7 separate regions of the Mus musculus genome follow, and regions 1, 2, 3, 5, 6 and 7 are each linked to region 4. The links are chromatin loops, found by intact Hi-C in ENCODE. Cell type or tissue: heart. All regions are shown on one strand. Links, peaks and the distances in the headings refer to the core of each region. The heading gives the core; the rest is flanking DNA.

The links. Peaks named below come from ENCODE experiments on the same cell type or tissue, not always from the same donor. Only the 100,000 strongest peaks of a DNase experiment are listed, where the experiment ranks them.
Region 1: it touches region 4 in a loop (6-fold over the local background); 8 of 42 quality-filtered maps call a loop at or near these places.
Region 2: it touches region 4 in a loop (6-fold over the local background); 19 of 42 quality-filtered maps call a loop at or near these places.
Region 3: it touches region 4 in a loop (6-fold over the local background); 12 of 42 quality-filtered maps call a loop at or near these places.
Region 5: a loop joins it to region 4, with 3 times the contacts of the local background. A loop is called at or near these places in 3 of 42 quality-filtered maps.
Region 6: it touches region 4 in a loop (6-fold over the local background); 4 of 42 quality-filtered maps call a loop at or near these places.
Region 7: it touches region 4 in a loop (7-fold over the local background); 12 of 42 quality-filtered maps call a loop at or near these places.

Annotation. Positions count from the first base shown.
Region 1 is chr5:135,284,501-135,288,993 of GRCm38, reverse strand. No RefSeq gene overlaps it. Among named protein-coding and RNA genes, the nearest start is that of Fzd9, 36 kb to the right of the region's middle. In heart, for the core only: a CTCF peak has its summit at 2,543; a DNase peak (open chromatin) is centred at 2,593; H3K27me3 peaks cover 520 bases.
Region 2 is chr5:134,745,745-134,750,237 of GRCm38, reverse strand. Eln (elastin) reads left to right here and starts at 2,915. Exons shown (of 37, transcript NM_007925.4): 1 at 2,915-3,081. The coding sequence starts at 2,997. It overlaps Gm30003 (a long non-coding RNA gene), which reads right to left. Exons shown (of 4, transcript XR_868587.3): 1 at 2,930-4,493. In heart, for the core only: a CTCF peak has its summit at 1,812 (motif pointing left); DNase peaks (open chromatin) are centred at 1,897, 2,567, 3,097 and 3,837; H3K4me3 peaks cover 1,230 bases; H3K27ac peaks cover 1,398 bases; H3K27me3 peaks cover 1,179 bases.
Region 3 is chr5:134,492,526-134,496,525 of GRCm38, reverse strand. It overlaps Clip2 (CAP-GLY domain containing linker protein 2), which reads left to right. Exons shown (of 17, transcript NM_009990.3): 13 at 141-297; 14 at 2,158-2,317. Among named protein-coding and RNA genes, the nearest start is that of Gtf2ird1, 38 kb to the right of the region's middle. In heart, for the core only: a CTCF peak has its summit at 2,081 (motif pointing left); a DNase peak (open chromatin) is centred at 2,085.
Region 4 is chr5:134,898,543-134,903,035 of GRCm38, reverse strand. Tmem270 (transmembrane protein 270) reads left to right here. Exons shown (of 3, transcript NM_194065.3): 2 at 22-459; 3 at 1,141-1,443. The coding sequence ends at 1,425. Among named protein-coding and RNA genes, the nearest start is that of Tmem270, 5.9 kb to the left of the region's middle. In heart, for the core only: a CTCF peak has its summit at 1,856; DNase peaks (open chromatin) are centred at 1,265 and 1,821; H3K27ac peaks cover 521 bases.
Region 5 is chr5:134,648,394-134,652,886 of GRCm38, reverse strand. No RefSeq gene overlaps it. Among named protein-coding and RNA genes, the nearest start is that of Eif4h, 11 kb to the right of the region's middle. In heart, for the core only: a CTCF peak has its summit at 1,739 (motif pointing right); a DNase peak (open chromatin) is centred at 3,732.
Region 6 is chr5:134,706,274-134,710,766 of GRCm38, reverse strand. Eln (elastin) reads left to right here. Exons shown (of 37, transcript NM_007925.4): 28 at 622-660; 29 at 2,694-2,795; 30 at 2,884-2,946; 31 at 3,117-3,257; 32 at 4,163-4,201; 33 at 4,352-4,402. Among named protein-coding and RNA genes, the nearest start is that of Limk1, 20 kb to the right of the region's middle. In heart, for the core only: a CTCF peak has its summit at 2,209 (motif pointing left); a DNase peak (open chromatin) is centred at 1,296; H3K27me3 peaks cover 1,675 bases.
Region 7 is chr5:134,498,106-134,502,105 of GRCm38, reverse strand. It overlaps Clip2 (CAP-GLY domain containing linker protein 2), which reads left to right. Exons shown (of 17, transcript NM_009990.3): 11 at 1,957-2,014; 12 at 3,933-4,000. Among named protein-coding and RNA genes, the nearest start is that of Gtf2ird1, 43 kb to the right of the region's middle. In heart, for the core only: CTCF peaks have their summits at 463 and 1,862 (motif pointing left); a DNase peak (open chromatin) is centred at 1,865.

The sequences.
Region 1 (4,493 bases), core at 262-4,261, 390 kb before region 4:
CATCACCATTTCCAAGAATCTCCTAAAACAGTGACACTGGGCTAAAAGGATGCTCACCCTGTACCATTGTCCCTATTTGGATGTGTCCTTTGGGTGGAAAAGCTCCCGTGTGGAAGTCTCAGGTCCCAGCTAGGGCACTCCTGAGAAGAGAATAGATCAGGAGGGCACCAAGTCACCCTTGTCAACCCACCGATGAGTTCATAGCTGAAGAGCTTATACGAGGGGAAGCCTGGTTGGGAGAATGCGCCCCCCCCCAATTGGGACTAGCTTCCCCCCCCCCCATTGGGACTAGCTTGGCCCTGTCTCTGGCCACCATGAAATGAGCAGCTCTGCTGCATCCTGCCATCCAGCTGCCACCTGCTTACCTCTGCCCAGGCCCAGCTGACCATGCTCTAAGGTCCCTGGAACATGAACCAGTGTAAGCCATCTTTGTTTATGGCAGGTGTCTTGTCACAGTGGCTAGCTCAACCATGGCTGGAGAAGCAATAGGACAGAAAACTTCAAATTCAATGGAGGAGCTAGAGAAAGCACCCAAGGAGCTAAAGGGATCTGCAACCCTATAGGTGGAACAACATTATGAACTAACCAGTACCCCGGAGCTCTTGACTCTAGCTGCATATGTATCAAAAGATGGCCTAGTCGGCCATCACTGGAAAGAGAGGCCCATTGGACACGCAAACTTTATATGCCCCAGTACAGGGGAATGCCAGGGCCAAAAAAATGGGAATGGGTGGGTAGGGAAGTGGGGGGGAGGGTATGGGGGACTTTTGGGATAGCATTGGAAATGTAATTGAGGAAAATATGTAATAAAAAATATTAAAAAAAAAAAAGAAAGAAGACTTCAAATTCTTCCGAGGAACTGGGAAAAGAAATCATAGCATGGCTACCCCAGAGAATGCTTCACATCTGTTCAAGGATAAGGGGGAGGTCTCGGTTAGGTCACTGATACAGCTGGGTACAGTGTGAAGCACCTGCTAGAGGTGCCCTTGTGATTTTCTTCCTGCTGAATGCAGCAGAATGGCTCCCCCAGTTGTCCTCACACAAGCACTTCAGTAAGCATTGCGAGGTCCCTCGTGTCTCCCTGCCCTGACATCAGCTGCTCCTCTGATACCTGAACCAGAGAGCATGCAAGGCTATCCAGCATAGTCAAGGTGACTTCGTTACAATTTCCTCTTTTAGTTTCCCCTCACTGGGGGATTCTAGGCAGGGGCTCTACCACTGAGCCACACCCCCAGCCCCTCACTGGGGGATTCTAGGCAGGGGCTCTACCACTGAGCCACGCCCCCAGCCCCTCACTGGGGGATTCTAGGCAGGGGCTCTACCACTGAGCCACACCCCCAGCCCCTTTCTGGGGGATTCTAGGCAGCTTTTCTGCTACTAAGTTATATCTCAACTCAGCCTTTTTTTTTTTTAAACTCTCCTTTGCTAGGCAGAGTCTCCTAAGTTGCCTATGCTGGCCTGGAACTCATTCTGTAGCCAAGATAAGCCTTGAACTTGAAATCTTCCTGCCTCAGCCTTCCCAGTAGCAGGGATGACAGGCATGCCCCCACCGTTTCCAGCTATCCACCCTTCTCAGGTAAGGTGGGTTCCAGGGCTTTGATATCCCCTTTCTAGCTCCCAGCGTGTTGTCTCCTTCTCCATGCTTCATGCTTTGTATGTGTGTTCTTGTGAAATGTGTCCGTGTGGATGCCACATAGCCAGACTCCCTGGTAATGTGGGAACAGATAATGGGTGTCTCTCACCACCTCTGGGCAGCCAGAGGTCTGGGCTCTGCAGTGCTCAGCCTGCCACCATTGTGTGGCCACACTCACCTAGGGTGGAAAAGGCTGCCTTAGAATGGACCGGAAGCTTCCAGAACCATCTTCCTAGGCAGACACAGTAGGGATGACCCCTCCCAGGCCTTGCTCTAGCCACAGTGGAACGGATCCCCAGGGTCACTTTAGAATTAGCCTCTGAGTCCCAGGGAAGGAAGGTCTGTGGCACAGGTGGGTCTGAAGAGAGTACAAGTGCTTAGGGTTAAGCACCCACCCGTGCTCGCCAGTGTTCTACATTGAAACACACCCCAGCCCTCGGATCCCATCGCTCCACCAGTTGCTGGTTTGGTGGTTATTATCCACTGCTGGGCACTGAAATCGAGGACCTTGTGCATGTTGGGAAATTCCTACAGCTAAGCTACACACCCAGTCAGCCCTTCTTTGTGTTTTTTATATTAACATAGAGTCTCATTTGCCCAGCGTAGCCTCAGGCTTTCTACCCTCCTCCCTCAGTCTTTCTTCTCTCTTTCAAAAACGGAATTTGAAGGACTGTGAGTTCACACAGGGCATCGGCACATGTGGCCAAGCCTGGTCATCTTGAGTTCCAGCCACAGGGCCAGCGTGGTGGAAACAACTCCTGCACCCCAACATGGGATACATAGCATACATGCACACACCACAGGCAGAGAGACAGAGACAGAGACAGACAGACAATGAGACAGAGAGAGAAATAAGGATTTGAGCTCTCAGAACCCAGTCCACAAGGATCAAACTGGCTCTTGCGGAGCGCATCAGACGATAGGGGGCGACATAGCCCACGTCATGCTGTCAGTCGCAGCCATTGACCCCTGGGATGCTCACTATACCACAGGCAGAACATTGCTGACAGCAGGGCCCAGTCAGGGATGTGATCTCCACACTGCTGGAATGAAATGGTTCCAGGGTCAGAGAGGGGACCTGGGTGGTAATAGAGGCTGGCCCCACACAAGGGTACAGTGTGTGTCCTGACTCCAGTGTACCCCTCCCTCCACAGACAAAATACAGACAGGGGCTCATTCCTCCGGCACTCTGGAGAAAAAAAAATTTTTGAGACAGGGTCTTAGTATATAGCCCTGGCCTTCCTGAACTCACTCTGTAGACCAGGCTGGCCTTGAACTCAGATTTGCCTGCCTCTGCCTCCTGAGTGCTGACATTAAAGGCGTACGCCACCACCATCTGGCCGGTGACTTTTATAAAAGACAGAACCTCACTCTGGCTGCCTATAACTTGCTGTAAAGGCCAGGATGGCCTCAATCTCAGAGATCCACCTCCCTCTGCTTTCATAGTGCTGATCTTTTTTTGTTTTGTTTTTTTATTTTTGGTTTTTCAAGACAGGGTTTCTCCGTATAGCCCTGGCTGTCCTGGAACTTACTCTGTAGACCAGGCTGGCCTTGAACTCAGAAACCTGCCTGCCTCTGCCTCCCGAGTGCTGGGATTAAAGGCGTGCGCCACCACTCGCGGCTCATAGTGCTGATCTTAAAGGTGTACACCACCACACACAGCTCCATCTTATCTCCTGAGATGCGACCTCTCACTGAAACTAAAGTTCATGGCTTTGGGCAGACAGGCTGGCCAGCAAACTCCTGCGATTTGCCTCTCTCTGCCTCCCCCATGCTGGGGTTACAAGCACAAGCCACAATGCCTGACTTTTTAACCTAGGCTCTGGGAATCAACCTTAGGTCCTCATGCTTGTGTGGCAAGCACTTTGCAAGCTGAGCCTCTTTCTAAGAAAAGCCCCTCGGAGCTCACAAGACCCCCGTGGCTAAAGCCCTTGCTTGAAACTAGCCTTGGCTACCTTCCCAGTGCAATTAAAGAGAATGCTGGGAGAAAGCAGAGAGCTTGAACCAAGTTTTGTATGTGAAAGAGAGACAGATAAGGAGGCTGGCAATCCCAAGACTGTTTTGGGGGTACTGACATGAGCTTTAGGTTTAATATGAGAAAGAATCAGGGTAAGTAGCAGGCAGGCGTGGTTAAGCAGGCCTGGCCAGAGCATAGTCTGGTGGATCAATGTCTCAGCTCTGTGAGGTGATCCTCAGAAGTCATTGTTTGAGGGGACACACTGGTTCAGGTGACTGTGTCTGCTCGGAAGCTGATCTCATCCTTGGCGATCCTGTCTTCAAAGCTCTGCTGTCCCTGAAACCCAAGGTGGCTGCAGACTTGGGACAGTGATGGAGAATCTCAGATCTCTTTTGGAGAGTCTAGAATGGGGCATCATAGAAGCCACTAGTAAGATAGCTCCATACATCCTCACTCAGCCTAGGTCCCAGCAAGGCTTTTGTCTACTGGGAACCTCTTATGGGATGGACCTGGTGATGCAGGCTTGTAGTCACAGCTATTAAAGGAGCTGGAATGGAAGGGATTCAGGTTCAAGACCTGCCTTGGCAGGAGAACAAGTTCAAGGCTAGCCTGTGTAACTTATCAAGGTCCTATCTGATGGGTGGTGGTGTACGTCTTTAATCCCAGCACTCAGGGAGGCAGAGGTAGGTGGATCTCTGTGAGTTCAAGGCCAGCCTGGTCTACAGAGTGAGTTCCAGGACAGCCAGGGCTACACAGAGAAACCCTGTCTCTAAAAAACATAAACAAATACCCTGTTTCAAAGAAGAGAGGGAAGAGACAGTGATCCCCAGTGAGGAGTGGGGGGGGGGGGGCAGGGAGGCATGGTGCAGTGGTCGAGTTACTGCCTAGCATGTAGGAGGCCCT
Region 2 (4,493 bases), core at 224-4,223, 150 kb after region 4:
TCTGTTTCTTCTGCCTCTGCCTCCCAAGTGCTGAGATTCCAAGAATGCACCACTATACCCATGTCTTTTGCTCTATAAGATCAGGTATTGCAAAGCAGCCCAAGCTAACCTGGAGCATGCTATTTAACTCAGGCTGGTATCACTCTATCCTCCAGTCATGAAGATGGTTCAGGGAGTAAAGGAAGCTTCCTGGAGAGCCTGATGACCTGAGTTCAAGTCCCAGGACCCGCTTGGAGGGAGCAGTGAGCCCATTCCTGCAAGCTCCTCTGATCCCCACATGCATGCCATGGCACATACACACACAATGGAACTGAACACTACGACCTCCTGCTCCCGCCGCACAAGCGCCGTGCCAAGCTCTGAGATGATCCTCCTATCATGTCTCCCTTTTCCAAAATTCTGGTGATGTCTTGGGTGGTAGATCATGGGATGGGGGAAATTGTCTAAGATCTCAGACTGACACAGTAGAGGCTCTGTTGAGCCAGACAGCTACACCACAAACGGGGGCAGAGATTGTAGACCTAGCTTCAGCCATGATACTGTTGGTACCAAATGGATACAGAACACTTCTGGGCTCAGGGTAGAAACGTGTGCCCAAGCTTTCCTTGTCTTTGTGCTGAGTTTCCTAGTTAAGGATAGCTGGCATCAGCAAACAGATGAGACAAGCGAGCTCTACAGAGGTACACAATTATCCCAATGCTCAGGAGGCTGAGTCAGGAGGCTCTGGGGTTCAAGGCCAGCCTGGGTTATATAGTGAGACTGTGAGCATCTTGGAAGAAATGGAGGAAGAGAGGAACGGGAGAGAGGGAAAAAGAAGTAAGGAAAGAGAGAAGGGAGGGGAAAGGAGACAGAAGGAGAAAGGCAGGAAGGAAGGAAGAAAGGAAGGAAGGAAGGAAGGAAGGAAGGAAGGAAGGAAGGAAGGAAGGAAGGGGGAAGAATGAAGAGGAAGACATAGGAGGGGGAGAAAGGAAAGAGTAAAGGGAATTATGGGGAAGAAATAGAAGGAAGGAGAGAGGAAATGAAGGAGGATAGAAAGAAGAGAGAAGGAGGAAGAGGAAGAAAAGTAGGAGAGGGAGAAGAGGAAAAAGAGGAGGAGGAGGAAATGAAGGAGAAGAAAAGAAGAAGGAGGAGGAGGAGAAAGAGAAGGAGGAGGAGGAGGAGAAGGAGGAGAAGAAGAAGGAGAAGGAGAAGGAGAAGGAGAAGGAGGAGGAGGAGGAGGAGGAGGAGGAGGAGGAGGAGGAGAAGAAGAAGAAGAAGAAGAAGAAGAAGAAGAAGAAGAAGAAGAAGAAGAAGAAGAAGAAGAAGAAGAAGAAGAAGAAGAAGAAGAAGAAGAAGAAGAAGAAGAAGAAGAAGAAGAAACACAAGAGCACCAAGACAAGAGAACCAAAAATTAGCCCAGGTCCACCTAAGCCACCTGCCTTTGATCTCCCACCCCCACCTCCGCCAATGCTGTCATCTCTGCAGACTCCTCTATGCCCTGTACTGTATAAGACATCTGATAAGACATCTTTAACTCACCCCTCTGCACCACCCCCTACAAGAGAAAGACTCTAGGACCTATGGCCTAGACTTTTTCTTCTAACCAACTATGACCTGTATACAGCAAGCAACCATCTCCCTCTCCTGTCCTACAGTACTCCACATACACTCAGGAGTCTGAGAATGACATAATCTTTCTCTGACCTACACTTCACATTCCTTAAAGCCTTACAGGATCTCCATATGCTCAGGGACAGGGTGGCCAGGGCACTGATCGCAAGCTTTCCTGGAGGGCTCTCTGCTGGTTCAGCATAGGCTGCCCCCTTCTGGCCAGTAGAGGAATAGCATCATCAAGCCTTCCCAGAGCCTCCAAGAGAATCAGTTTCCAGATGCAAGTGAGAGCATTGGACAGGTGGTGAACAAGCAAGAAGGAGAATACTGAGTTAATAGTCACCTGCACAGAGCTCCCACCTCCATGTTCCCTACCAGGCACCTAAGACCCAGTATGACCTCTGTTGGACACTGTGCCTTGCTCAGGGGCGGTGCAAAGCTGTGCTCGTGGCCCTTACAGAACCAACCAACACCTTATGCAAGGATCATCTTTGAGCCCTAGGGAGACACTAAATACATGGCTCTCACTCCCAAGCCACTCGCCTGACCTCAGCCCCTTGGTCTCTGCAACCATAGACCCATAGATCCAACACCCTTTCCCAGGCTTCAAACAGATGGCTAAGACCTGTCTCAACCATGATGAACTAGATCGTATGTCAAGGTCTCTAATCTGTTCCTAAAATGCCCCCACGGTACCATGTCTATCCTATTCTCTCTCCCAGACAATTCTGCTCGCAGACCTTGAACTCTATAGGCAGACTCCCTTAGCCCCATCAACCTACCTAACCCAGTTTTGGGTAAAGCCTGTCTCTAGCCAGGCTTGGGGGTGTTGGGGTGTCTGCAGGACCAGGGTGGGAGCTGAGGCGCGGGACAGCTGGCCTGTGTCCCCACACTGGGCCTGGGGCCCAGGCAGAGGGGCGGGGGCCTGGCTACTCCAGCCTTGGCTAGGGCTGGGATTTTTTGGCCGGGCTGCCTGGGCCCTCCCTCCTGCTTCCTCTCCAGAGGGCTGTCCTGGCAAAGGCCCCCCTTGCACTTTCTGGCGGGAACAGGGCCAGGAGCAAGCAAACAGCTACAGAGGGAAAGCGGGAAAGCGATGGGGGGGGGGGGGGGCAGAGCACGCGCGCGTCAGTGTGTGTGTGTGTGTGTGTGTGTGTGTGTGTGTGTGTGTGTGTGTGCAGGAAAATAGACCCATAGTCGAGGCAGATTCAGCCTAGGAGGCTTGCAAGTCTGGCCTTTCGTAATTGCCCCCTCCCCCGCGGCCCCCTCCCCCAGCTCCCCCTCCTCCCGCCCTCCTCTCACCCGCCCTCTCTCCCTCCCTCCTTCCCTCACAGCAGCCTACCAGGCAGCAATTACGCTTTGGGGATAAAACGAGGCGCTGAGAGCAGGCTGGGGCAGTCCTCCCCGAGATGGCGGGTCTGACAGCGGTAGTCCCGCAGCCTGGCGTCTTGCTGATCCTCTTGCTCAACCTCCTCCATCCCGCGCAGCCTGGAGGTAAGGGGCCCCTCGCCGGTCCCACGCTGCCCCTCGCTGGTCCCACGCTGTCCACAATCTGCGGGACCCTGCCGGCCAGGTGGCAAGACTGATGGGGAATCCCGGAGATGGATGAGCCCTTCAGCTCCAGATCCCCCCTCCTCGAGACAGGGAGGGTTCTGGGAACTGTCTCCTCTTGGGAGCCAGCTCCGTGTTAGGGGTCCTGTCAAAGCTACACTCCCGCCAGTCAGGATGGTCCCTACCTCCTGTCCAAGCTCGAAGGGGTCCTCTGAGTCACCTGAGTACTTTCCAGTGGTGGTGGCAGTTTGCATACCTGTGCACACCTGTGTACATACCAGCCTGGGGAGAGACAATCCTGGTTTGTCTTTGCTTGGAGATGTTCGGATTCTGTGTGTGTGTGTGTGTGTGTGTGTGTGTGTGTGTGTGTGTGTGTGTATGCGCCCGTGTGTGTTTCATACTATGTTGCACAGGTGTCAGTGTGAGGTTCTAGCCAAGCATGTCCCTGAAGGAAATGTGTCTGGGATGGTATGAAGGTCTGTTCACAAGTCCGTTCCTAGACAGATGGAGGTACAGGGAGGCAAACCGTGAAGTTGTGTGATGGGATCTGCCAAAGTCCAACACCCAGCTGGGCGTGGTGAGCCACACCTGTGACCCCCAACATGTAAGTTCAAAGCCAACCAGACCCCGTCTCAAGAGCAACCAGGAGGGTTGAGGACGTCCCTGTTGATGGAAGGCATGCTAAACATTCTCAAAGCTCTGAGTAAACTAGGTGGGCGTGGTGACACATACCTGTGTGGTGGTCATCGGAGGATCAGGAATTCAAGACATCATTGGCTACCTAGTGAGCCATTTGGGTTCTATCAGGCTGTCTTAAAAAAAAAATGTCCTAAAGACGTCTGGTGCCCAGGTGTAGGACGTCACTGTGTGTGTGTGAGCGTGAGCGAGTCCATGCCTGTATGAGGGTTTGCTGAGATGGAATACAGGCCAGAGCGTGAGCTGGGGAAAGTGCCCATCTCCTGGCAATCAGGACATGGCTGGTATCAGAGGCTGAGCCTCAAGGTATCCTTTTGGTCATCTGATATGTATCCTGACCGGGCATGTTGGGTTATGGGGAGGAAGGAGTCTGCTCCCAGATGAAAGGTGCATCCAGCTGTGGGGAAAGAGGTGTGAACCTATGAACCATCTGCTGGGGTCTGGTTTCCCTAAGAGACCTCATTGTTGTGGGAACCTGAACTTGGACTGGGGACAGGAGGCTACAGGGCGGGGTTGGACAGGGCTGTGGTCAGAGACTGAATAAGAACAGCATCTGTCCCATGAGACTTACTTGCTGGGGGCTAGGAGCCCACTGTAGAACAAGAGTTCCAGGGCTGGAACGAGACTGAGGTTTGTGGGTACCAACGGGAGGACCCATT
Region 3 (4,000 bases), core at 1-4,000, 410 kb after region 4:
TGGTATCACTCCAGTTTAAGTGGTGCTGGGAATAGAACCCAGGGCCTCTGATTTGCTGGGGCCAGGGCTCTACACACTGAGCCACACCCCCAGTTTCCATCTGTGTTTGAACTCTCTCCGTTCCCTGCCGCTTCCCCCAGCTCTAGAAAACAAGTGCAAATCAGGAGAGAAGAAGATAGATTCTCTCCTGAAGGAGAAGAGGCGCCTAGAGGCAGAGCTGGAGGCTGTGTCTCGGAAGACCCACGATGCCTCCGGCCAGCTGGTCCACATCAGCCAGGAGTTGCTGCGGAAAGAGAGGTGAGCGCCCGGGACTCGGCCTCTGAGGTTGCAGAGATCTTTTCTTTTTTCTTATTTCTATTACCATCATTATTATTTTAATCTTTTTAGATGTGATTCTTTTATGAATATGAGTGTTTTGCCTGTGTGTGTGTCTGTGTGTCCTAAGTTGTGCCTGGTACTCTCAGAGGTCAGGAGATCAGATCCCTGGGAAGTTGAATTGCAGATGGTTGTGAGGCAACCCGTGGGCACTAGGAAGCCAACCTGATTCTCCTGCAAGAGCATTAAGTGCTCTTAACCGCTGAGCCATCTCTCCAGCCCCTCAGAGTTCTAACTGCAACGCTGCAAGCAGCACGTGATAGAGATGAGTGTGTGTGTGTGTGTGTTGAAGATTTGTTTATTTATGATTGTGTGTGTGCCTGAATATGCACTGTGTGTATTCAGCTGCCTGTGAAAACCAGAAGGGGACCTCAGATCCCCTGGATCTGGGCTTACAGATGGCTGCAAGCATCCATCTGAGAGCTGCGAATCAAACCCAGGTCCTCTGAAAGAGCAGCCAATGCTCTGATCCACTGAGCTGTTTCTCCAGCCCTAACTTCTGTTTTCTGGGGACAAGCTCTCCCTGCATACCCGAGGCTTGCCTTGAGTTCCCTAGTCCTCCTTCCTCAGCTTTCCATGTGCTGGGACTGTAGGGGTGAGGCCCCGTGCCCAGTTAATCCAGCATAAGTAACAACATGGTTTTCAGGTTCGTTTTTGTTCTGTTTTATTTTATTTGCCTATGGGAAGTTGTACATGCTATAAAAATGTGTGTGGGGACAGAAGATGTAACTTGCTGGAGTCCGCTCTCTTTTTCCACTGTATGGGCCCCAGGGATCGAACTTAGGTCCTCAGCCTTGGTGGCAAGCACCTTGACCCACTGAGGTATCTTGCCTGGCCTCTCTGACTTGGAAATAATGATCTCATTTACCTCTAAATCCAGCCGGGTCGCTGAGCACGATCGTGCATGTGATCTCAGTATTCAAGAGGTCAAGAGGTTCCCCCGAGGCTGTGGGATGTGACTCTGTTGGTAGAGAGCCTTCCCGGCACGCAGGACATCTGAATTCTGTGCCCAGCACCACGTACATCAGACATAATGGCTGTGACTGTAATCCTCAAACTCAGGAGGGGGAGACAGGAGGGTCAGGAATTCAAGGTATTACATAGAGTTGGAGGCCAGTCCAGGCTTCATGAAACTCTGCCTCAAAACAAAAAGGGAAAAGGGGAAAAAAAAAAAAGTCTAAAAAAACGTGTTGAAATCCGGGCGTGGTGGCGCACGGCACGCCTTTAACCCCAGCACTCGGGAGGCAGAGGCAGGCGGATTTCTGAGTTCGAGGCCAGCCTGGTCTACAGAGTGAGTTCCAGGACAGCCAGGGCTATACAGAGAAACCCTGTCTCGAAAAAAAAAAAAATGTGTTGAGTCTGGGGAGATATCTGCTCCTCCATATGATCTCAGATTGATTCCCAGCACCTACACAGTGGTTCACAAGCATCTACACCTCTAGTTCCAAAGGGTCCGACACAATCTTCTGGCCTCAGAGGATACCAAGCATGAGTATGGTACACAGGCATACACGAAGACCAGACACCCTTATACAGAAAACAAAAGTAAATATCCAAAGAAGAAACAAAAAACCCCAAAGCTCTAAGATCAGCTAAGTCCTCTTGATCATCCCACATCCAAAAGCTATTCCTCTTGGGTGTGGTTGACCCATGCCACATCCTTCTTGCTTGGCTCTGGTTACCATTGCCTTGTGGCTGGCGCCCCCTGGTGGTAGTGAACCTCCAGTCCAATGGCTCATACTACAGAGTTGCAGAATTGATGTGACTATCTGCCCACTCCAGGAGTCTGAACGAGCTGAGGGTGTTGCTGTTAGAAGCCAATCGCCACTCCCCAGGGCCCGAGAGAGACCTGAGCCGTGAAGTACACAAAGCTGAATGGCGGATAAAGGAACAGAAACTGAAGGATGACATCCGGGGCCTGCGTGAGAAGCTGACCGGGCTGGTATGTGCAGGCAGGAGGTGGGGGCGGGGAGAAGGGTTTGCCAGGGCTGTCCTGCTGCCAGGCCGAGGAGACCAGCGATCTCCTAGAGTCACAGTGGGGGGTTGAAAATTCAGTCCTCCAGGATCTCAAGCACGGAGCAGATGAAGGGCCATAGCCCCTTTTTAGACATCGTCACCAGAGATGTCCCTACATGAAAGAGTCTGCTCTGTCCAGAGCCAGTCATGCATAGAGGATTAAAAAATACATGCAGGGAGTATCTAACCAGAAACCAGGTTAGTTATCTAACCAGAAACCAGGGTCTGGGCTCCTTGTTAAGTAGCGTGTGGGGTTCTGTCAGTAGAGAGGCGAGAGGTTCAACTCAGGGCCCTGAAGCGCCTTCTCCGGTGGAAACTACTGGACTTTGAGCTGAGTTGCAGTGAGTGAGTGAGAATGGACTTATTGGCAGCGTAGGACAGAGCTGGTCCCACCTCTTTCCTTTCTGTTTCACATTTACAGCCCGATGTTCCAGCCGTCTCTGGCCACCTCTGGCATATGGATTGGGTGGATCAAAGAGAATGGGCCTCTTTTTACCCCCACACTTTGGGGCTTGGGGGTTAGATGTGTTGTTTCTGGCCCTGGAGGGATCCATGGGTTAGGCGAAGGTGGAATAATAAAGGATGCTTAGAGAGCTGAGAGGAGGTGACTCAATTGATAGACTGTGTGAGTAGAGCCCTGGGTTCTGTCCCCAGCACTACGTAAAATCAGATGTAGTGTCCTGTGCCTGTAATCTCAGCACCGGGGATGTGGATGTAGGAAGATCAGATGTTCAAGGCTATCCTCAGCTACATAGCAAGTTCTATGCTAGCCTGGGCTACATCAGACTCTGTATCTGAAACAGAGCTTTTTAAGCCATATGGGACCCATCTGGTTTCATATCTGCTCCTAGGTATGGGGTTATCAGGCCTAGCTGCTCTGCCAGTGTTTTGTGTCTGGCTGGTTAAATGCCAGCTCACATGTGCACCACAGGGTACTTGTGGCCTCTATGACTCTGTGCCACAGAAGGAGACAAAGACAAGGCAGATTTCCCAGAAGTGTTGGGCACAGGTAAAGGGAAGCTCAGATTTTTACCTGGAGCTCTGTGCTGGTAGACCAGCCCCGCACTTGGAAAAGCATAGTGGAAAGCTAGAAGATACATGAAAAAGCGCTGGGCGTGATGGCGCATGCCTTTAATCCCAGCACTTGGGAGGCAGAGGCAGGTGGATTTCTGAGTTTGAGGACAGCCTGGTCTACAGAGTGAGTTCTAGGACAGCCAAGGCTACACAGAGAAACCTGTCTCAAAAAACAAAACAAAACAAAAGATATGTGAAGAGTATGGGGCCCTGAGAATCAGGGAGATCTGCACAGAAACTCTGAGCTTGGCCTAAAGGCCCAGGCTGGGCTGAGCATTAAGGAGACGGGGCCCGACACGAGTGTCTTGGAATGCTTTGGTTGGAGACCAGAGTGGGGTGTGTGGACTCTAACCATTGTGGTGGAGGAGAGAGGAGACACTTGTAAGGAGCCAGGCTCAGTTGGGGGAGGGGGGTGTCACATGGACTTGGAAGAGAAAAATAGTGGGTACCAGTTGACTCTGGGTTAGAACAGAAGGGCTGCAGTAAGGATGGAGTGGTGGGTCTTAGGTTCTAGGGCTTGAAGAAGTTGGAAAGT
Region 4 (4,493 bases), core at 253-4,252:
GGTGTCCCCATCTTCCTACAGCTGATCCAGAACCGCACTCACTTGTACCGCTTTCTGCTCCTGAAGATGGCCATCTTTCAGCACTGGGTGTTGGGGCTGGCCCAGGAAGCCCGGGGTTCAGGCAGTGACCAGGCCCGCCAGCTTCCGGAAGTCATCATAACCTGTGCTCTGAGTTTGGCCCTTCGAGCTGGACTAACATTGCTGTGGGTCCCCATGTGGCTGCTGCTCTGGGGACCCAGGCTGGCATACAGAGTCGGGCTGTGCTGCACTCGTACTGTGAGGTTGGCCCTGGGGCATCTCTGTGTCTGTGAACCTCTCGGTCTGTCTCCAGCCACCTTCAGGGACCTGTTTCTATCCTGCCTGCACAGCCTGATGCTGGTAGCTTTGCTGCTGCTGCTGCTAACCTGGAAGCTGATGCAGAAAGCCCATCACTTTAGTCTGGGCTGGCTGCCCAGTCAGGTGGGTTAACAGGGATGCAGGCTGATGAGCTTGGGGACTTTGGGTGTGGCCACAGCTGGTCAGTACTGGCCATGGGAAGGTCCTGGGGGCCACTTAACATGCTGTCTGTCTGTCTCTCTTAAATTATTATTATTAATGTGTGTGTGTGTGTGTGTGTGTGTGTGTGCATGTGTGTGTGTGTGTATGGCAGGAAGCCAGAAGAGGGCATTAGATCCTCTGTAGCTGTAGTGACAGGCAGTTGTGAGCTTGTACCTACATTACCTAATGTGGTTAATAGAGATCAAACTGGAGTCCTCTGCGAGAGCAGTATTTGCTCTTAGCCGCAAACCCATCTCTACAGCCCCGTACAACATTGCTTTTAACTTTTTTCTCCAGAAAGTCTCTTTAAGAAGCCCTGGCTGTCCCAGAACTCCATCTGTAGACCAGGCTGGCTTTGAATTCTTACAGCTCTGCTTGCCTCTGCCTCCCAAGTGCTGAGGATCAAAGGGGTGCGCTCCCACCACCAGGCTCATAGAATGTTACTTAAAAAAATTTGCATGTTGCACACAAGTGGGTGTCAGCATCAGGGTTTGTTTCTTTTCTTCCACAATGCTAGGGCTGGGGCCGGGGCTCAAACTTGGCCGACTTGAGCCATCCTTCCAGTCCTTACCAATGCTCTTGCCTGGCCGGACCCTCCTGCAGAATTCTGTGTTGCTGGAAGCCCCGGCCCTGCTGAGACGCCTCTACCTGTGGGTGGAACACAGGACCACACTCACTTCCTGGAACCTGGCCTATCTTGTCACTTGGACGACCTGCCTTGCTTCCCACCTGCTTCAAGCTGCCTTTGAACACACAACCCAACTGGCCCAGGCCCAGGAAGTCAAATCCCAGGAGACCTCGGGGCCCCCGCCTCAGTTCTTAATTCCAGAATCCTCCACCACTGAGTCTGGACCCCTCCCACCCCAGCCTGAAACCCCTGGAGAATAAATGTGTCCCCCACCTGCCCCTCCGACTCACCATCTTTTTGCCTCGCTATTCTGTGGAAGTCTATTCTGTGCCATGTGTGCACATGTGCATCTGTGTACCTGTGCTTGTGAGCGCACAGGGGTGAAATCCCAGGCTCAGCACTTCTGGAAGGAAATCACATTCCTCACGTGCCTCTCAGGTGTCAGGCATCAACCTCCTCTGACACTTTACATATCGTTTAGTTCGTCTCCTAGCAACCCTAGCATCTGGCTTGACTCTCATTTTCCACACTAGAAAACTGGGCCTCTGAGATCGGACATTCCCAAGGTCATGAAATGTGTCAGCGTCGGCTCAGGTCTCCAGATGGCTTTGTTTCCCAGGTTGCTATGTCTAAATCTATGCCCCTGGTCCTTAGCTCCCTAGGGATTTAAAGGGAGCTGGGCAGTTAGAGGCTCTGACCTCTTGGGGGTGCCAGGAGCTCACAGTTTAGAGATGTAGGCAAAATTTTGGAGTAGCTCTCCTAAAGTCTGAAAGTAGCTTATCCATTCACCCACATATAGGAATGGGTCTGCATGCTCACCGCTACATATACACACCCGCCGACTATCCAGAGGACCTCTCTCTCCTCCTTCCCTTCTTCCCACCTTTCCCTCCCTCCCTCCCTTCTCCCTCCCTCACCTCTCTGCTCCTCTCTCCCCCATCTCTCCCTCCCTTCCCCTCTCTCCCTCTATTCATCCATCCCTCCATCTTTCCATCCCTCCTTCCCTCTCCCCCTCCTTCCCTCCTTTCTCCTTCCCTCTATCTACCCATCCCTCCATCCACTCAAAATTCACCCATTTAACCATCCTTCCAAACACCTCAAATTCATCCATCTATCCTTCTATACATCCAAAAGTTCAGTTACCCCCTCACCCACCCACCCATCCATCCATACACCCCAAATTCATTCTTCCATCCCTTTGCTCCTAAATCCATCTGTCTATCCCCAAATGTATCCCCCATCCCACCCCCATCTACCCATCCTGCTCCCCCCACACACATGCATTCGTTTGCTCTTTTCTCTTTCCAGAAACGTCATAGCACAGACTATCAACCTCCCCCAGGCAAGGGAAGACTTCTCCAGTCTCCTCAGCCTCTCACTGGCAAAGGCAGGCTCCTTCAGACCCAGGCTCACCCAGGCTCTGCAGAGTCCTGGCCTTAGATGAGTGATGCGTATGAGGAAAGAGGAGGGGCTGATTTCCTGAGGGTCAGCCGTCACCTATCACCCCTTTCCCTAGCTCAAGACCTGGCATCTGTGTGAGTGTGTGTGTGTGTGTGTGTGTGTGTGTGTGAGGTTCAGAGAACCTACGTTCCCCAGCCTCACCCTGTTCCTCATCTTCAGGGCAGCTAGTGCCTCCCTTATGACTGTAAATGGTCTAGGTTAGATGTGTCTTCCACGTTCTTCCTCCAAATACAAGAAGCAACTTACCTGCCTTCGAGAGACCTGAGTGGGCTCTTTTTGTTCAACGTGGCTGGAGCCTGTGGAATGACCTACAGGCCCCTGATTAAAGGGCAGTCTCTTCTGGGTTCCAGAGCACCCACAACTTATTGGGAGGACCTGGGTACCAAACCCGTGAAAGTGCTTGAGCTGCCAGGAACCAGGGTTAAGGCCTCAGCATTGAGACAGAAACAGCAAAATACAGGTGGAGAGGAGTTCAAAACCCAAGAAGGGAGAGGAAGGTGACAAAGGTCTGAGTAGGGTGTGTGGGGGGGGCACAGTGTAAGCAGAGTGGGGCTGGGGGCCAGGGTGGAACCAGCCCTGGCATTGAACTGAGGTGAGACTGTCTCTCTGTGGGACTGACACTGGCAATTGTTTTTTTTTTACTAGCTCCCCTGCTTCCGTGTGGCATGAGTTCATTATGTGTGCACATGTGCAGACATGCATGTGGTGGCAGGAGGTTGACACTGGGTGTCCCCTTTATGACTCTCCACCTCTCTCCTTGCACCTGAAGGTCACTGATTTCGCCAGACCAGCTGGCCATCTACATCTCCAGACCCCTGTTTTTAGTTTATTATTGATGTTGTTTGTTTTTTGAGATGACATAGCCCTGGCTGGTCTGGAACTCACAATGTAGACAGAGACCTGCCTGCCTCAGCCTCCTTAGTGCTAGGATTAAAGGTGTGTGTCATCACTCTGGGCTCCTTTTACTTTGAGATAGAGTCTCAGCAATTGGTCCATGCAGGCCCTGAAACTGCAGTCCTTTCTCAATCTCCCAATAGCTGGGATAACGGGCCTGAACCACCAATCCCGGCTCTGGAGGCCCCTTCAGGCTTTGCTCTTGAGTGCCCCATCTGATAGCTAGTCTACCTGCAGACTGCTTAGGCAGACCTCTGGTATATACATCCCGGCCCACTGGATCTTTACATAGCTACATGGGATCTGATCTCTGGGATCCCTGGCCCCAAGATATCACTGCATTTGCTTTAGAGCCTTGGAGATAAATACCCCAGGCCTTTAAAGACCCTGGTTGCCTGGGACCAGGGTTTGGGAGAAAGGACTAGCGTATCCTTCCTGTTGCTGCTCCAGCCCCTGCCCCTCAGCTCACTGCAGGACTATCGTCCAAGCTGAACAACCAACCATCTTTTGTGTCTGTGTGCAAAAGATTCCCATGGCCGTGCTGGTTCACTGCTGGTGGTCCCTCATAGATGGGAGGGCAGGGAAGGCTCACTGGATCCTCTCACCTTATTTTCAGCCGTTTGTACACAGCCCTGCCCTTACGGCACATGGCTTTGGGAAGGCTGGAGTACACAGGCTGGGGAAGACTACGGGAAGGGGATGTCAACTCTATGGTCACAAGGGAGACATCGTCAAGCTGCATTGTCACATTGCATGCAGACCTTCCAGGGTAGCTGCTTTGTGGTCACCCATTCTTGTGAGCCCATAGTCCTTTGCTCAAACTGTATAGGAAAACCTAATAAACTTATTAGTTCTCTGGGTAGAACTTTGGTTTGTCAGTGGTACCTTGGGAAGAGGGGAATAAGATGGTCACACTCCTCCATGGAAGGGATTTTAGCAACACACACATTTGTGTGACTGTAGGCGTGTGAAC
Region 5 (4,493 bases), core at 192-4,191, 250 kb after region 4:
CAATGATGTACCATCCCTGTCCCTGTGTATTAACCTCTGGACCACAGGAGGAAACAACCAATCCCTCTGGACCTGGAGCCCAATCAACCCTCAGAGATCTTGCTTCAATCAGGGATGAAAATGGGGGGGGGGATTGAAAATGTCACTTCCATCCCCTCTGATAGCACTGGAAGGTGGGGGAATGGTCATTGTGATTGCTCTATGAACAGGACTGCTCAGATTATTTTCTTTCAATAACCTGCTTTGTGTAAGCTGAAAGGAAGTAGGGAGGGAGAGAGAGGGAGAGGAGGGAGGAAGGGAGGGAGGGAGGGAGGGAGGGAGGAAGGAAGGAAGGAAGAAAGGAAGGAAGGGGAAGGGGAAGGGGAAGGGGAAGGGGATGGGAGGGAAGGAAGGAAAGCAGGAAGGGCCAGCCCAAGCTATCCTTACAGATTTCTAGCACTGGCTCCCACCCATGCCTGGTCGCAGGCAGCTGTGGATGGTAACAAGCTGCTCTCAGATGCTCTGTGCTCTGGGTATCAGCATCCTACTTACATTGGCACAGTCACAGCGGTTCAAGCTCGAGGACAATTTCACAACCTCACTTTGGAACGACCATTTGTCTTACCACTCCCTCCCACCCACCTTCTCACGCTAGCAGGCACTTAGGTGACCTGGAAGATGAAGAGAGAACAAACTTCCTTTGAGTTTTCCAGGAATCCTTTGAATGGCTCTACAAACAGCAAGCGTTTGGCCACATGCCCAACACTTTACAACACACAGGCAGCATGCCTGTAGCTCTCGTCAGAGATCTGAGTACAAGCTATAAAGCACACTGGATTCTGGGTTGGTCGGTGTGTTCATATTAACACAGGGACTCAAGTTGTAGCCTACATTGGCCTAGAAGATGGGACCCTCCTGCCTCGGCTTCTGGACTGCTGAGATTACAGGCGGACACCACCATGCCCATAAACATCTTTCCCTAGAGGTTCTGAACACCAGCCCTACAGAGAACACTCTCCTTACTCCTAGGGATTCTGACTCCATTATCCTGAGGGATTTAGGATTGCTGTGACTTGGCATAAGGAGGGGGATTAGAATATCTATTGATTATCTGAGCGAATGCAGTAATGGGTAACTTGGTTGAGTGAGATGGTTCAGTAGGTAAAGGAGCTGGCTGCCAAACCCGAGTTCCATCCCTGAGACACACATGGTGGGGAGAGAGAACCAATTCCTCTAACGTTCATATGCATAATGTGACAACGTGTGCCTCTCCCAATAACAAAAAGTAATATGTTAGAAGTTTATACATGCCATTAATCCAAACCACTCTCTCCAGAGATAGATGAATCTCTGAATCTGAAGCCAGTCTGACCTACATAGCAAACTCCAGGCTACCCAGGGCAACATAGTGGGACACTGTGTCCAAAAAAAAAAAACAAAAACAAAAATCAAAAACAAAAACAAAATAAAGGGGCTGGTGAGATGGCTCAGTGGGTAAGAGCACCCGACTGCTCTTCCGAAGGTCCAGAGTTCAAATCCCAGCAACCACATGGTGGCTCACAACCATCTGTAACAAGATCTGACGCCCTCTTCTGGAGTGTCTGAAGACAGCTACAGTGTACTTACATATAATAAATAAATAAATCTTTAAAAAAAAAAAAAAACAAAATAAAGACGTTTCATTTTCTTTTAAAGAATTTTCTTATTTTGTATGTATGTGTTTATGTGTTTTGCCTGCGTGTATGCAAGTGCCTGCAGTGCCCTCAGAGACCAGAAGAGGGCGGCGGATCCCTTGGAGCTGGAGTTGCAGATGGATAGCAGCAGCCATGGTGGCAGCTGGGAATGGAACCTTCATCCTCTAGAACAGCTAAACCCCCCCAAAAAAAGCCAGCCCCTCAAAAAAAAAAAAGTTCTGTTTTTTTGAGTCAGGGTTTCTGTGTGTAGCCTTGACTCTCCTAGAACTCACTCTGTAGACCAGGCTGACCTTGAATGCAGAGATTCACCTGCCTCTGCCTCAATGTTGGGATTAAAAGTGTGCGCCACCACTGCCCTGGCCTCTAGGTACATTTTTATGATTTGATTTGTTCATTTATAGGGTGTCAGTATTTGGCCCAGGATGGCCTTGGCCTCAGCCTCTTTTTTTGGGGGGGAGGGGTTGGGGGGGGGGAGAAAGCGTCTCACTACATAGCCCTAGCTACAGAGATCTTCCTGTCTCTGCCTCCCACCATAGCCTATTACCTCTACCTGTTGAAAGCTATAATAGACATGGCCTACCATGTCCAGCAGAGCAGTACAATCTTTAAGAACTAGGACCTCTCAGAAGGTAATCAAGTCTCTGAGGCACCACTCTTGGAAGAGATTAGAGCAGTTCCTGAGAGAGCAGCTGTTACAGGGGAGCCTGGCACCCACTCTGTCCCTCTTCTACCCTGGCCACTCTCGCATGTGCTCCCACTTTTCTGACACCAGGTATTATCAGATTTTCACCAGAGCTGAGCCACAATGGGTCTAACATCTGAAGCTCCACAGTTCTAAGCGAAGTAAATCCTTGATTTATGGAGAGGATGGCTCCGTGGTCGAAAGCACTGACTACTCTTCCAGAGGTCCTGAGTTCAAATCCCAGCAACCACATGGGATGTTCATGCAGACAAAAGATTATACAAATAAATTTTAAAAAACAAAAGAGTGCCAGGTGGTGGTGGTGCATGCCTTTAATCTCAGCACTTGGGAGGCAGAGGCAGGCAGATTTCTGAGTTCGAGGCCAGCCTGGTCTACAAAGTGAGTTCCAGGACAGCCTGGGCTACACAGAGAAACCCTGTCTCGAAAAACTAAAAAAAAAAAAAAAAAGACCTTATCCTTATTAGTATAGTGGTCAGTATTCCCGCCTGTCACAGGAGAGACCAGGGTTCAATTCCCCAACGGGGAGAGTGTTCACTGAGAGTAGTGGTGTTTACAACTAATTGATCACAACCAGTTACGAATTTCTTGGGGCTAGAGAGATGGCACAGCAGTTAAGAGCCCTGATTGTGCCACCACGCCCGACATAAGTAAAGAATTTTTAAAAGAATCAAACATGCTGTGTGGTGACACACACCTTTAATCCCAGCACTTGGGAGGCAGAGGCAGGTGGATCTCTGAATTTGAGGCCAGCCTGGTTTATACAGAGTGAGTTTCAGGACAGCCAGGGCCACACAGTGGAACCCTGCCTCAGGGAAAGAAAGAAAGAAAGAAAGAAAGAAAGAAAGAAAGAAAGAAAGAAAGAAAGAAAGAAAGAAAGAAAGAAAGGAAGGAAGGAAGGAAGGAAGGAAGGAAGAAAGGAAGGAAGGAAGGAAGGAAGGAAGGAAGGAAGGAAGGAAGGAAAAGAAAGGAAGAGGAAGGGAAAGGGAAGGGAAGGGAGAAAGAAAGAAAGAAAGAAAGAAAGAAAGAAAGAAAGAAAGAAAGAAAGAAAGAAAGAGGGAGAGAGGAAGGGAAAGAGAAGGGAAGGGAAGGGAGGAAAGGAGAAAGAAAGAAAGAAAGAAAGAAAGAAAGAAAGAAAGAAAGAAAGAAAGAAAAAAAGAAAGAAAGAAAGAAAAGAAAGAGAAAGAAGACAAAGACCATTTTGTTATAGGGAGAATGATAGAATTTAAAATTTTTAATATCTGTGTGTGTGTGTATGTGTGTGTGTGTGTGTGTGTGTGTGTGTGACTGTCTCTCTCTCCTAAGCAGGGCATGCCTCCAAACCCATGACAGGAAATTCTTAGGCAGCTGCTCTATAGCTTGAGCCACGCCCCCAGCCTCTCCCTGAGGGATTCTAGGCAGGGGCTCTACCACTGAGCCACGCCCTCAGCCCCTCCCTGGGGGATTCTAGGCAGGGGCTCTACCACTGAGCCACGCCCCCAGCCCCTCACTGGGGGATTCTAGGCAGGGGCTCTACCACTGAGCCACGCCCTCAGCCCCTCCCTGGGGGATTCTAGGCAGGGGCTCTACCACTGAGCCACGCCCCCCAGCCCCTCACTAGGGGATTCTAGGCAGGGGTTCTACCATTGTTCTACATCCCAACTCTTTGTTTTTGAGCTAGAGTCTCACTGTATAGCCCAGGGTGGCCTCCAACTTTCAATCCTCTTCCCTCTGCCTCCCCCATAGCTAGGACTCTAGACATGTAACCCCACATCCAACTTATAAAATTCTTTTAGACACCGCTTGTCTGTGCTGCTGTTTCCTGTTTCCTTAGAGAACTGCGCCTGCACTCTTCTGCTGCCCCTCCCCGACCCTGGAATACTCCTGGTCAGAGGACTCAGTGCCCCTCATCCAGCAAAGCCAAACATCCACTGGGATCCAGAGAGGGCACTACATCTCAGCTTGGAACAGGTCACCAGAGTCCAGGAAGCGTCCCCACCCCTGCCCCCGGAGCAATGGTTCCTCAGAGTGAGAAGAACACTTGCAGAAGAATGGGAGTTTGAAGCCCATCAGTAAAACATAATGAGAATTGTCTTACAAAACAGAGGGCATGGCAGAGGGAGGGCAGGAGGGAGGGAGGA
Region 6 (4,493 bases), core at 307-4,306, 190 kb after region 4:
CAATGGTTAGAGCACCTACCTAGAAACCCCCAGTGAGAGGCCGGAATATGGCTCAGGGGTAGAGTCCCTGCCTAGCATGGGTGAGGTCCTGGGTTCTATTTCCAGTACCAAGCAGAAATAGAGCAAATGGGGTAGTACGAGAGGGAGGGGATGCCCAACAACTCCAGAATGTAAGGTTTTAGAGGGAGGTATAACGAGGCTGTAGACCAGTTAAAAGAGCCCACCTAACACCCACAGAAAGGAAGGTAGAAGTTTCTTTCTCCAGGCCAGTCTGTTATCTTTCTGAAAATGCACTAGGACAAGGATGTCACTAGGAACCCCAGTTCTTCATCATGTGACTGCTGAACCTCACTATGGGCCCAGTCACAGTAAGGCAACACTGGGCCTAGAGGGTATAAGAAGGGACAAGCATAAGAGTCCCAGTTGTACAATGTCAGGGTAAAATACTGGAGCCCTGTATCTACAAGTGACCCCTCCCCGCCCCCTGGCTAGAGTGCTATAGAGTTTCAGGGCTTTAAAACATATGATCTAGATAGAAGAAGTCAGGATGGGCTTCCTGGAAGAGGTTACAGAACCCCAGGTCCAGAACTCAGCAGCTGACCGCTTTCCTTTTTTCCACAGTACCTGGATCGCTGGCTGCATCCAAAGCTGCTAAATATGGTGAGTGCTACACATCAACTGGTCCCCTTGTCACTCCCACCAGCCTTGACAGTATAGGGCTGAGCAGTCATTCTGAGGGACATCTGAATGACAGCCATAGTCCTACCACTTGCCCATTAACCCCCGTGTGGCAGCCAAACACGCCTGCTGTGCCTGACATGGTGGTACACACCTATAATCCCAGCTCCTGGAGAGTGGAGCCAGGAGGTTACCCTTGGCTACAGGGAGAGTCCAAAGCCAACCTGGGCTGTATTATATATACCCTGTCTCACCCACAACAACTCCTAACTCCAAGCTCCACTCCGACCCTGACAGTTTCTGTGGAACAGAGGGAATGTCACTGATGTTGGTCCTACAAGACTGGGCAGCTTCAGCCCCCGCTCCACTCCGCCCTTTGGCCAAGGAGCTGTGGGGTTATGGATATTCCTTGTGCAGGCATCCCCAGGCCTCCTTCCTCCTTTCCTGTCAGCATGACTTTGCCCAATACACTCCAGCCTGGAGGACGTGGCAGACCCGCGTGCCTTGCCACTTGGCACTCTAGCCAGACCCACACTGTCTGTGACCCCCACATTCCTGGCCTCCTCAAGAGGCAGGCAGGGGGGCCTCTGCCAGGGATGCGCCAACTGGCCACAGTTTATCTACTTGAGGCCAATTTCCACCTCGGAAAATCCCATTCCTCAGCTACACACACACACACACACACACACACACACAGCCCCTGGTCACCCACAGCTTCCTCTCAGGTTCTGTGCCAGCTGCTCTTGGCCCTAGTCAACAGACTTTACCAGGGAAACGCACTAAGGCTCTCCTGGAAGAGCAGCCACTGGGGCCTTTCCTGCCCTTAGGACCTTGAACACAGCATTCTGTTTAACCCCTTCCTTACCTCAACCTTCTCATCGGTAAAACTGGTATGACTGCCTAGAATGGCAGACCACACCTGGAAGCCAGCTTTTCAAAGGCTGAGGCAGGAGAATCTCAGGTTCAAAGGTAGCATGGCCTAAAGAGCGAGAGCCTGACTCAGAAAAGAATAATCCAAAGAAAGATGAGTGCCTGCCTGAGATTCCCAAGCAAAGGGCTTGAAGACATGGCTCAGTGGTAGAGCCCCTGCCTAGAATCCCCCAATGAAGGGCTGGGGGCGTGGCTCAGTGGTAGAGCCCCTGCCTAGAATTCCCCAGTGAGGGGCTGGGTTTGCGATTCACTGGTAGAGAACTTGCCTAGAGTCCCACAGGTCTAGGTTGCATTTCTGCCTTATGTCCCTAGGGTATGAACACATCTTTGAAAAATAGGACTCTGAAGGTAGGATGCTACCTGTCATCCTAGCAGTCAGGAAGCTGAAATGGGATCAATAGGTCATGAGTTCTAGGTCCGTCTCAGCAACTTAGTGAGACCATCTCACTAGGACAAAAAGAAAAGAAAAGAAAAAAGTAGGGGCTGGAGAGATGGCTCCGTGATTCAGAGCACTGACTCCTCTAAAGTCCAGCTCTGACTCCAGAGGTCCTAAGTTCAATTCCCAGCAATCATCTGTAATGGGATCCGATGCCCTCTTCTGGCCTGTCTGAAGACAGCTACAGTGTATTCATATACATAAAATAAATAAATAAATCTTTTAAAAAAGAAAAAAAGTAGCTGGGTGGTGGTGGTACTTTTAATCCCAGCATTTATAAGGCAGAGGCAGGTATATCTCTGAGTTCAAAGCTAGCCCAGTCTACAGCCTGAGTTCCAGGACAACCAGGGCTATACAGAGAAACCCTGTCTTAGGGAAATAAAAACAAAAACAAAAACAAAAACAAAAAAACAAAAAACAAAAAACAGAAAAACAAAAGTCAAAAGAACAAAGTTCTAGGCATATATATATATATATAGCATATGCCTATAAACTCCTGTACTTAGGAGATGAAAGCAGGAGGGTCAAGAGTTCTAAGCCATCCTCAGCCATGCAGAAAACCCAAAGCCAACATGAGCTATAAGTGATCTGGTCTTCAAACGACAAATGAAAATATGGGTACTGTCCCTTAAGGGTCCTCTCTCCACAGGAGCAGCAGGTGGCCTTGGTGGCCCTGGAGGTCTCGGTGGCCCTGGAGGTCTCGGTGGACCTGGAGGACTTGGTGGGGCTGGTGTTCCCGGTAGAGTAGCAGGTATGTTTTTGCTGTCCCCAAAATGGGTTGGCTGGCAATGGAGCCTGAGACTCCCATGCAGTTCCTCCTTGAGTCCCTGTGTTCCCAGGAGCTGCACCCCCTGCTGCTGCCGCTGCTGCTGCCAAAGCTGCTGCTAAGGCTGCCCAGTATGGTAAGCAAGAGTTCAGCTTCCCTGGCCAATCCCTAAGCCCCTGGGGCCCAGCCACTTTCTGGCCATTGGGAATCCCAGAGATGACTGGGAGCTCAGAGACCCCTTGCCAACAGGGTCTTAATGAGAGTCTTCTGACAGTGTGTGTAATGCATGGGTCTCCCCTCACTCAGGCCTTGGTGGAGCCGGAGGATTGGGAGCCGGTGGACTGGGGGCCGGTGGACTGGGAGCCGGTGGACTGGGAGCTGGTGGACTGGGAGCCGGTGGACTGGGAGCTGGTGGACTGGGAGCCGGTGGACTGGGAGCTGGTGGAGGTAAGCTGCAGGCCTTGGAGTTAAGGAGTAAGTGAGAAGGAGAAAGAGGCGTACCAAAGCCGGTATGAAGACAAACAGACTGTCATCCAGCACTCAGGAAGCGAAGGCAGGAGGATCATGAGTTGAAGGCTAACCTGAGCTACTTAGTGAGTGCAAGGTCAGCCTAGGATATGTTAGATCATGTCTGAAAGCAAAGGGGTAGAGAGCTTAAGCAAGCAGGAACCAGGCTGCCTGCTGACACAGAGGTACCTAAACACCTGTCTTCTCCTCTCTGTCAACCCACCAGGTGAGGGCTTATTAGCATATTATAGTCAGACCCATTTCTCATTCTGGAGAGGAATTACTTCCCTAAAGTCTCTACCATCACGGTGGATGTGTGCTTCTCTCTCTCCTCTCTCTGCCATTGTGTCTCCCTACCTAAACTACCCTGTGTGCGGTATGCCCCAAGACTAGACATATAATAGCAGCTTAAGGTCCACTGGTAGTGCACTTGCCTAAAATCCCCCTGTGAGGGGTTGGGAGTATGGCTTAGAGGTAGAATGCTTCCTAGAATGAAGGGCTGAGGGCGTGATCAGTACGAGAGTGCTTGCCTAGAATCCCCCAGTGAGGGGCTAGGTATGTGGCTCAGTGGGAGAGCCCCTGCCTAGAATCCCCAGTGAAGAGCTAGAAGAGCATTACTGAATGGTAGGACACTAGCATGCATTAGATCCTGGAGTTCATTCCTAGCACCAGAGAGAGAGAAAGGCAGAGACAGAGACTATTAGAAAGATGGGTGTGAAGGAGGAGGGATGGTGGAATGGTGGGATGTGGATATGGGTGGACAACTCAGGGGCAGATGCTGATCAGCTAAGTGGGCTGGAGTGGGAGAGAGAGGTGGCTTTGCTGAACTCTCCTGTTTCCTCCAGGTGTGTCCCCTGCTGCAGCTGCTAAGGCAGCCAAATATGGTGAGTTCCCCTGTGGCCTCCCTGTCTCCAACAGGCTTGTACCCCCATTACCACAACCCACACCTGCCTGTCTCATGGTACCCCTGAAGGTCTTGTCCAGAGTGCCAGCAGCCTTGTGTCCACTCTGACGCCCCTCTGTCCTCTCCCCAGGTGCTGCTGGCCTTGGAGGTGTCCTAGGAGCCAGGCCATTCCCAGGTGGAGGTATGGCTAACTCTTGTATTGTTCTCAGATCTGCTTGGCTCTGGGGGACAATCAGTGGGGTTCTGGAAACTAAATTCACGTGAGGTCTGTA
Region 7 (4,000 bases), core at 1-4,000, 400 kb after region 4:
CTGTGGCTAGGGCTGCCCAGAGCCGCTTTTGCTCTCTGTACCTGGCACTCAGGTACCACCCACAAGAAAGGCACAGAAACTGTGCCTCCCAGATCCTTGTCTCATCAGACACCTATCCAGGGACACGAAGATGTCCCTTTAGCCTCTAGAAAGGTCACAGCCACCATGACCCGCTTTGTCCCAAGTCTAGAAATGCCTACCTTTATGGTCCTTGCCCCAGATGAGCATGCCCCGTTGGTCCCTGAGGGATGTCAGGGAGTGTAGAGAGCCCCGTTCGTTCTAGCAAGCCCAGAAGGATGTTTTAACTGGCTCTGTGCTCCATATCGTGCACTGGTCCATTTCGAGGTTTATTGTGTTTAACCATGCACAGATATGCACATGTTGCATACCCAATGCCCATGGAGGCCAGGGCTTCCTGTACCCTGGAGCTGGAGTTCCGAGTGGCTGTGAGCCACCTGGCTTGTGTGCTGGGAATTACACTCAAGTAATCTGCAAGCGCAGTGCACACTCTTAACTGCTGAACCGTGTCTCCAGCCCCCAGTAACTCATTTAAAATACCCTTACAAGGGGTCAGCTAGGAGCTTGACTCTCTAATCCATTCACGGTATCTCTCGCAGTGTGGTGTTTAGGGAATCAAGTATCTGTAGCTCCAGGTCTTAGAAGAAAAGACATCTTCCTGCCTTGTTTCTTTCTCTCAGGAAGGAACTTTTTTTTTTTTTCCTTATTTGTTTGTCTGAGATAGGGTCTTGCATAGCCCAGGCTGCCCTCAAACTCGCTCTGTAGCCGAGGAGAACCCTAAATTCTCTATCCTCTTGTCTTTAACTCTCAGGTGCTAAGATTACAGATCTGAGTCACCATACTCCACCTTGCTGATACATGTGTGTATGTATGTGTGTGCATGCTCACGTGTGTGCACATGCGTCTATGGTGTGCATATGTGTGGAGGTCAGAGGTCAACCTTTTTGTACCAACTTTTTATTTTTTTGGACTGGTCTGGAGCACGTGACATAGGTAGGCTAGGTTGAATGGTTGGCCACTCATCACCAAGGATCGGCCTGCTTCTGGTTCCCAATGCTTGGATTACAACTGTGCACCATTGTGGTGTCCAGCCTTTTTTTATGTGGGCTCTGGGGCCCAGACTCCAGCCCCACTGCTTGCCTTTTACCAAGTGAGTCAGCTTCCTGGCTCACCGGGTTTTCTTTTCCAATCAATGTTTTCTTCCTTGGCTTCTGAGTTTACTACTAAGTATTATGAAGAAGGCAAGGCAGTTAAGTCCCTAGATGAGCTGGCCCTAGATGGGCCATCCAGGCTCTGTTGTACACATTGAGTGCTTGTTTTATGATTGAAGAGCTGGGGGCGTGGCTCAGTGGTAGAGCCCCTGCCTAGAATCCCCCAGGGAGGGACTGGGGCATGGCTCAGTGGTAGAGCCCCTGCCTAGAATCCCCCAGTGAGGGGCTGGGGGCGTGGCTCATTGGTAGAGCCCCTGCCTAGAATCCCCCAGTGAGGGGCTGGGGGCGTGGCTCATTGGTAGAGCCCCTGCCTAGAATCCCCCAGTGAGGGGCTGGGGGCGTGGCTCATTGGTAGAGCCCCTGCCTAGAATCCCCCAGTGAGGGGCTGGGGGCGTGGCTCAGTGGTAGAGCACCTGCCTAGAATCCCCCAGTGAGGGGCTGGGGGTGTGGCTAAGTGGTAGAACACTTACCTAATATGAAAAAGGTCCCAAGTTTCACCCTCTGCTCCTTGCTCCCCAAAATAGCAGTTCAGGGGCAGCAGGGGAATTCTTACAAGGCAGCTGGAAGCCAAGTGGGAGCTTCCCTTTTCTCAAGGAGAGGGATCCAAGTGTGTCTGCTCCCCCTGCTGGCGCATTGGGTCCCTGCATCCCCAGGGCCCCTTTTCACAGGTGGAGGTGTGGCCTGGGTGGTATGGCAGGCATGTCCCCTTACAGGACTGTTCTTTCAGGTGATCGAATCCAGTGACCTTTCTGAGGAGACAATTCGGATGAAGGAGACTGTAGAGGGTGAGTAGCCTCGGGTAGGAGTCAGGCTTTGTGGAAAGCTAGCTGGATGCCACCTTGGAGCTGAGTCACGAGGTCTGCCATCAGCGACTCAGTGAGCGCCTGCTGTATGTAATCACCCCTCCAGGAGTGAGTGTCATGGGATCAGGGAAGGAAGAGGTATATCCGAGATTCAAGAACCACCTTCATACCTGGAGGCCATGGCACATACCTTTATTCCCAGCTCCTGGGTGTCAAAGGCAGCAGATCTCTGAGTTCAAGGCCAGCTTGATCTACAGAGTGAGTTCCAGGACAGCCATGGCTGTACAGAGAAACCCTGTCTCAAAGAAAAAAAAAAAAAAGAAGCAGACAAACAAAAACTGTTTTCCATGCACTGTTGAGATGGCTCTGTGGGTAAAAGGCTCGCTGTCGAGGTTGACGAGTTGAGTCCCATCTCCGGTGGCACATGGTGGCAGAGGGGACTGGACGTCTGCAAGTCGTCCTCTAACTGTCACCTTCAAGCTGTAGTACACACACACATCTACACAGTAAAATTAATGGAATTTGGAAACGTTTAAAGGTAAAGGGCTACCTTCCCTGTCTGGGATATTTATAGAAAGGGAAAAACCAAAGGATGTAGGGGTCAAATTGCAAATCTCAGGAGCTTCGGACTACAAGTGGTCAATTGCTCTTACCTTGGTGACAGTCCCGTCCCTCTAGAAAACAGAAGCCTTTGTGCCTAGTGCTGGCTTTTGTAACTTATTTGGTGTTTACCTTATTTTTAAAAATTAGATAAATAATGTTAGGATTAGAGTATATAAATTATATCATATAAATAAAAGTTAGATATAAGCTGGTGTGATGGCATACACCTTTAATCCCAGTACCCAGAGGCAGAGGCAGCTAGCCTGGTCTACAGAATGAGTTCCAGGACAGCCAGGGCTACACACAGGAAGCCTGTTTCAAACCCCCATTTCCCCCAAAATCATACATAAACTAGCCACGCACATGCTTATAGTCCCAATTCTAGGGAAGCTTAGGCAAGACTGCCGTGAGTTCAAGGCTAGCCTGGGCTATATATTGAGACCTTGTCTCAAAAAATAGTCATGTGGGATAGGATTCCCATGAGTTCAAGTTTAACTTGGACTATATCTCAAAATTCTTTGTTTTTTAAGATTTATTTATTAATTTTATTTATGTGAGCACACTGTAGCTGTCTGTAGACACACCAGAAGAGAGCATCAGATCCCATTACAGATGGATGTGAGCCACCGTGTGGTTGCTGGGAATTGAACTCAGGACCTCTGGAAGAGCAGTCAGCGCTCTTAACCACTGAGCCATCTCTCCAGCCCTCAAAATTCTATTTCAAGGAAAGTAGATATAAGTTGGGGGTTGGGGGTGCGGCTTGGTACAGTGCTTGTCTAGCATGCATGAAACCCTGGGTTCTATCCCCAGCACCATATACAACTGGACCTGGTGATGCATGTCTGTGATCCTAGCACATGGGAAGTAGAGGCCGGAGGAACAGAAGTTCAGGGCTATCCTCAGCTATGTAATATGTTTGAGGCAGCCTGGGCTATATGAAAGAGATTGCTGATAGATAAACTAATTAACTTGAGAGCCATCAGTATTTTTTTAAAACATTGTCCTGATGGTCTTGCAAAGCAATCCAACACAGGATCCTCTTTCTGGTTCTGTGGCCACCATCTTTATTCCACTGTTCCTCCATCCTTTGCTTGAGGAGGCTAAAGAGGTGAGGATCCATGTTCCCTAAACCACTTACTACTGGGTCTTCCTCTTCCTCTGGGCAGTGGCTCAGAAGATGAGAAAAGACTTTCACCTAGAGGCTGAGTATGACCCCTTTTAGGACTCCTTGAGGAAGGTTCACCTCTTGCCCACACTTTGGGTGTTCATGGGTCCCCATCTCTCCTTTCTCTCCTAGGCCTGCAGGACAAGCTGAACAAGAGGGACAAAGAGGTGACAGCCTTGACATCCCAGATGGACATGCTC